2 separate regions of the Homo sapiens genome follow, and region 1 is linked to region 2. Evidence: chromatin contacts called from ENCODE Hi-C or POLR2A ChIA-PET data. All regions are on one chromosome and are shown on one strand. The core of a region is the stretch at or near the end of the contact, and the rest is flanking DNA. Distances in the headings are between cores, read along the strand shown.

Region 1 (2,700 bases), core at 15-2,514, 460 kb before region 2:
AGGGAGGTTGGGGGAGGAAGATGCTAACAGGACAACCAGAGCTGGGCACCCACCTGGAAATACTGCTCCCGAGCCGTTCTTGGTAAAGGCCTTGAAGAACTGGAAGCAAACACACAGGTGGGCATCAGTAATAGATAGTGGCCAAGAGTGCAGCCACGCAGGCCTGCTCTGAAAATCTGCCTACTTATTCAATGCGGTGGCTGGGCAAATCACTTAATGTTGTTGAGCCTGTTTCTTTTTTCTTTCTTTCTTTTTTTTTTTTTGAGACAGAGTCTCGCTCTGTCGCTCAGGCTGGAGTGCAGTGGCGCGATCTCGGCTCACTGCAAGCTCTGCCTCCCAGGTTCAAGGGACTCTCCTGCCTCAGCTTCCCAGGTAGCTGGGACTACAGGCGCCCACCACCACACTCGACTAATTTTTTTTGTGTGTATTTTTAGTAGAGATGGGGTTTCACTGTGTTGGCAAGGCTGATCTCGAACTCCTGACCTGTGATCTGCCCGCCTCAGCCTCCCAAAGTGTCAGGATTATAGGCGCCTGGCCGAGCCTGTTTCTTCATCTGTAAAATGGTGAATTGGGGGGAGTTGGGGGGAGGTTGCTCTAGGAGCTGGACACTGGCTCCCTCCCCTGTTACCCTCCCACACCCCTCAGAAGCATCCATGGATCCTGTGGGCAGCAGTTCATACACTTTCCTCCTCGAGGGCCATTTCTATGCAGCACAGTACCTAGCATGTAATTACTAACCAATATTTATCGAATGGATGAGTGATGAAGTACCACTGCTGTTTTCCTTTGCAGACTCATCTGAAAACATGAAGTGCAGGCACTTCCTACGTCCCTTGGGAAATGTCAGCTTGCTTCTATGTCAATGTGCCCTTGCTCCTTACTTGGGAAAAGGGGCTTACAGGCTGCTGTCTCTGTCCACTAAGTCCCAGCCCAGCACAGCAGACACAGTCAAGGAAGGGGTCTCCAGAACAGGTTCTCTTGAAGCGGGGACCTGAGTCCCTGGGGAAACATGCCTTGCTACAGACTAGCTGATTTAACTCACCACTTTGTCCTCTTTTCCCATGTACATGACACCCCAAGCCTAGTCTGTCACCTCCTTGGGGCAAGAGGACAGACCGAACAGAGCCTGACTCCTGGCAATCTGGGCTTCTGCCCAGGCGGCAAGACAGCTGCCAAGGCTTTTGCCTGCGCTCTTCCGATTCAGGAGGGAACACAGTTGAGTTGTCCTGGAAGCCGGCCACTGAACTGCCTAGGGGAGAGCCTGCAGGCTGGGAAGAGGCTTCTTCCTGTGGGACTCTAGCCTCGGGGCCACTTTTCACTACCTTGGACTTCTGCCTCCAACAGCCAAACACTGGTTTCCTTCTCCCTCCTTGGGATAGAGCTGTTTGGCCTTATCCCAAGCTGGCAGCTGAGAACAGGCCCCGGGCTCTGGCAGACCTCGTTCAAGGACTGGTTCTGCTTTGCTCTTGCTGTGTGACCTTGGGCAACGCATCAACTGCTCCGAACCTTTGTGTTCTCATCTTTGAAATGAGGATGACACCATCTACCTTGAAGACTTGTGAGGATTCCATGACCATACATCTAAAGTGCTTAGCATGGTACCTAGTGCATACATCAAGGAACTGGTACATGTTAACTGTACCATCATCACCCACCACCAGCATCCCCTTCCCTCCTTCATACCTTTTAAACACTAGGAACCATGATCAGCTAGGACTTGTTTGTTACAGACATTTGTAGGCAGAAAATCTGGAAGCCACCTGCTACCCTCTCCCACATGAGGAACAAAGGCTGCAGAGAAGCCACCTGTCTCTCCCCATCTGCAACCTTCTGCTCCCTGTGACCTCCCCCGGGCCCTTACTCCTGCTCACTGCTTTACTCTCTCTTTTCAAAACATTAATATAAACTTTTATTGTGGATGAAAACCATCCACTTATACATACCACACATATTTAAATAGCGTTCTTTACAGTTATTTAATTTTATTGGCCTATTAAAATTATGTTATCCTAATACTTAAGAAAATGATCATAAATTTCCTTGATTAGGAGATCGTATTGATAATGTAAGTTACGGCATTTATGGACTGACACTTTTTCATGAACAAAATTGAAGATACATCTATTTGGGGTTTGGTTTGCCGACAAATAATAAACCAGGTCAGGTGCAGTGGCTCGCACCTGTAATCCCAGCACTTTGGGAGACCTAGGAGGGAGGATCACTTGAACCCTGGAGTTCAAGACCACCCTAGGCAACACAGTGAGGCCCCATCTCTACAAAAAGTTAAAAATTAAAAATAAATAAAATTTAAAAACAAAAAAGAAACCCGAGGGTGATGTTGCGCTGCAGTTATTCATGGTGATGGTGCTCTTGTTTATTTACAGACAGGTTACACTTTGACTGGTTTCTACATATATGAGAACAACACTGACATCATGAAGCCTTGAGATGGGTGGCTTTCCCACAGCTACAGCTGTTATTTTCACCTCTGAAAAGTAATATGGTCATTTTTTTGTCATCAACCATCAGGTCACCCACATCTGAGCAGGTGCCCATATTAAAAGAGGCTTGCATTACTTCTACCAAAAGGCAGCCTCTCCAGGACGGGTGCAGTGGCTCATGCCGGTAATCCCAGCACTTTGGGAGGCCGAGGTGGGCGGATCACTTGAGGTCAGGAGTTTGAGACCAGCCTGGCCAACA
Region 2 (2,937 bases), core at 338-2,837:
GCCTCAGCCTCCTGAGTAGCTGGGACTACAGGCACACGCCACGACACCCAGCTAATTTTTGTGTTTTTTAGTAGAGACACAGTTTCACCATAATGGCTAGGCTGGTTTCGAACTCCCGACCTCGTGATCCGCCTGCCTTAGCCTCCCAAAGTGCTGGGAAGACTGAGGAATAATTTCAGACTCTAAAATGTGGAATGGGTCAGTGTCACCTAGCAAGGTCCTTGGGTGGGTTGTGATAGGGGAGGGCAGGGCAGGGGGACTTTGTGGCCACTCATGGGGCAGAACCAAATAATGGTCAGAGGGAAAAGAGCTGAAAATGAAAATTGGAGAATGTTGAGGATCAGTATGGCTCACTTCCCAGTTTTGCCAGGCCAGCTCTGCCTGACGAGATCTGCCAGGTCTATCTATGATTTTCCTCTAGAATGTTGGGTGTCATCCAAGGTGTCCTGAGTTCTAGCATCTGGTCATTTTTTACAAGAAGAAAGAACAAGCTCTTGCTGTGGGCATTTAGTTAATGCCAGGGCCGACTTTTTACCCCTCTATGCCTGGTCACAGTTGCACTAGGGAGCTACCCTCTTTAGTAAAGGATGAGCTCTTTTAGTCAATTTAATACCCTGGAGACAGGAGGTGACACAGCCTGTGTCAAACAGGCCCCCAGTAAATTTTCATTGAATTAGAAAATGACAGCTCTGTAATTTGGTGACTAGGGACATGCTGGAGGCCCACCTGGAATGAAAGGGGAAAGGGAGAAGAGAAAAGGGCATTGCAAACCATGCTCCCCTCAAGATACTTCTTTCTCCATTTTCTATTGTGTGTGTTTTAGCCATGTTAATACTACACCTCTGTAACCTGCCCTAGACTTTTCCAGCTAGCAATTGCATATTAAGATGGTATTAGGCTGGTGCAAAAGTAATTGAGGTTTTTGTCATTGAAAGTAATAGCAAAAACCGCAATTACTTTTGCACCAACATAATAATATCTTTAATCAGTAATTCCAGACCCTAATAGTGCAGAAATAAGGTGGGTCAAAAATTTACACAAGGCTGTTGAGTAAACATTATTATCCCAGCTGTAATGATTTTTTTTTTTCTCCTGGGACTTTCCAGGGGAAATGATTTTCAGCAGCAAATCTGCTTCTCTGCTCCACCTTCCTGTTGGCGTCAATGGAGACTGACGCCAACAAGCTTCCTGCGCTTTAATTCATCTCTGCTGAGCTACTGCATTGGGGTCATAGAGAGGTTACAGCAGATGTTCTTCTCACTGCTCCTGCTTAACATTCACTTTGGTTTTCTCTTGGGGGTTACCAAAGTAGGAAATAACCTGGGGGGAGATGATAGGATATAAGGGCTTGTGGCCCTTGCGGTGATTCTGGGCAGTCAGGCCCAATTCTTTTTCATTTTATCAATCAGGCAAGAACCTCAAGCTCATTGCCTGGTCCTCCTAGGTAGCATTATCTTGTTTATCCTTGTATTCTTGGAGGTCAGCACAGGAACTGGCACATAGAAAATACACACTTTTTTGTTGTTAAATAGAGGGCAATACTGAGGGTGTGGGGAATGTGGCAATTGCCTGGGCAGAGAGCTGTGGACAGTTCTGTGCCTTGAACCAGACTGTCCCACAACAAAAGGACCACTCCAGCTGAGGTGTGAGCACATTCTCCACCTCTGCCCGTAATCTCCTCTCCAGGCTGTGCACTCTCAGTTTGTTCAGATATTTATCGTAAGTTGAAACAGAGGGAATATATAATGCAATGGAAAGGAGCAAAAGCCTTTGAAATCATTCATTCACAATAAACAAACAATTATTGTGTACAGAGGTGCTATTGTTCTAGCCTCTTGGGATATGATAATGCACGAAATGGACAAAAATACCTGCCCGGTGGAGTTTAGATTCTGGTTGGTGGAGACCTACAGTTCACAATAAAAAGAATGAGTCATGTTAGAAGTCAGGTGCTATGGAAAAAAGTGGAGCAGGATTAGGGGCATTGGGAGCACAGCGTTGAGAAGTCATTTTAGAAATTACCTCTTTGAGAAGACGCAGATGCTGGAGGAAGAACAGCCAAGGCAAGAGCCCAAAGTGAGGAGCTATGCACTGGAAGAAAGTGAGGAGGCCAGTGTGGGGGAGTGCAGTGAATAAGGGGGAGATCATGGGAGATGAGGTCAAGGAGGTAACGGGGGGCATATGTAGAGCTGGTGGATATGCCTGGCAGATTTAGCAGATAAAAATTTGCAATCTCAGCTAAATTTGAATTTCAGATAATAATTTTAAAAATACAGATATGCCTCAAATATTGCATGAAACCATACTTAAACTAGAAAGTTATTAGCTGTTTACCTGAAATCCGTATTTAACTGGGCATCCTGCATTGTCTTTGGCAACACCGCTGTGGACCATTGTAAGGACTCTGAGTAAGACTGGGAGCCCTCAGGGGGCCTTGGGCAGAGGAGGGATGCCAGCTGCCTTGGAGCTTGAAAGGGCCCCTCTGGCTGCTTTGTGGAGAGCAGAGTGAGAGAGCACTGTGGACAGCAGGGAAGCCAGACAAGGCTGCGAAGTGGTCCAGGCTCAGTACAGTAACTCTGACCTGGTGGTGGAGGTAGGGTTGGTGAGAAGCCGGCAGATTCCAGACACATTTTGGAAGCATAGCCAACAGGATTTCCTATAGATGTAGATGGTAGTTAAAGCCAGGAGACTGGGGGAATTCCCAAGAGAATGAGGCCTGGTGCCCTGCAGCATTAAGAGGCCAGGAAAAAGAGGAGGAGGCACAAAAGATGCTAAGGCTTTGACCAATGAGTACGAGGAAACCCTAGAGAATGAGATGTGCTGGGAGGACAGAAAGTGTCAGGGAGGAGGATTGTCAAGTGTATCAAATGCTACTGATAAGTCAGATGGGATGACTGAGGGCTGACTAGTGGATTCAGCATGGAGTTGCTGGAGACC

The links. A loop is a pair of places that touch in the nucleus more often than their neighbours do. ChIA-PET counts read pairs that join two places held with the same protein, here RNA polymerase II (POLR2A). Pooled maps may share reads with other maps.
Region 1: a loop to region 2 is called in a map of posterior cingulate gyrus, with 14 times the contacts of the local background. The contact joins two enhancer-like sites. A Hi-C loop is called at or near these places in 42 of 168 maps with a recorded cell type or tissue (A673, CD4-positive, alpha-beta T cell, CD4-positive, alpha-beta memory T cell and 27 more), 37 of 37 single-sample maps with no recorded cell type and 41 of 50 pooled maps. POLR2A ChIA-PET finds 5 or more read pairs at or near these places in 1 of 52 experiments (SK-N-SH).

What each region holds. Positions count from the first base shown.
Region 1 is chr1:180,172,720-180,175,419 of GRCh38, reverse strand. QSOX1 (quiescin sulfhydryl oxidase 1) reads right to left here. Exons shown (of 12, transcript NM_002826.5): 3 at 54-99. Among named protein-coding and RNA genes, the nearest start is that of QSOX1, 19 kb to the right of the region's middle. Within about 2 kb of position 1,264, at least 17 of the 41 ENCODE cell types and tissues checked have a DNase peak (open chromatin) inside an H3K27ac peak, as active enhancers do.
Region 2 is chr1:179,708,291-179,711,227 of GRCh38, reverse strand. The region is part of intron 2 of LOC105371635 (a long non-coding RNA gene); the gene reads left to right. Among named protein-coding and RNA genes, the nearest start is that of FAM163A, 34 kb to the left of the region's middle. RefSeq lists an enhancer at 1,387-1,456. Within about 2 kb of position 1,587, at least 3 of the 41 ENCODE cell types and tissues checked have a DNase peak (open chromatin) inside an H3K27ac peak, as active enhancers do.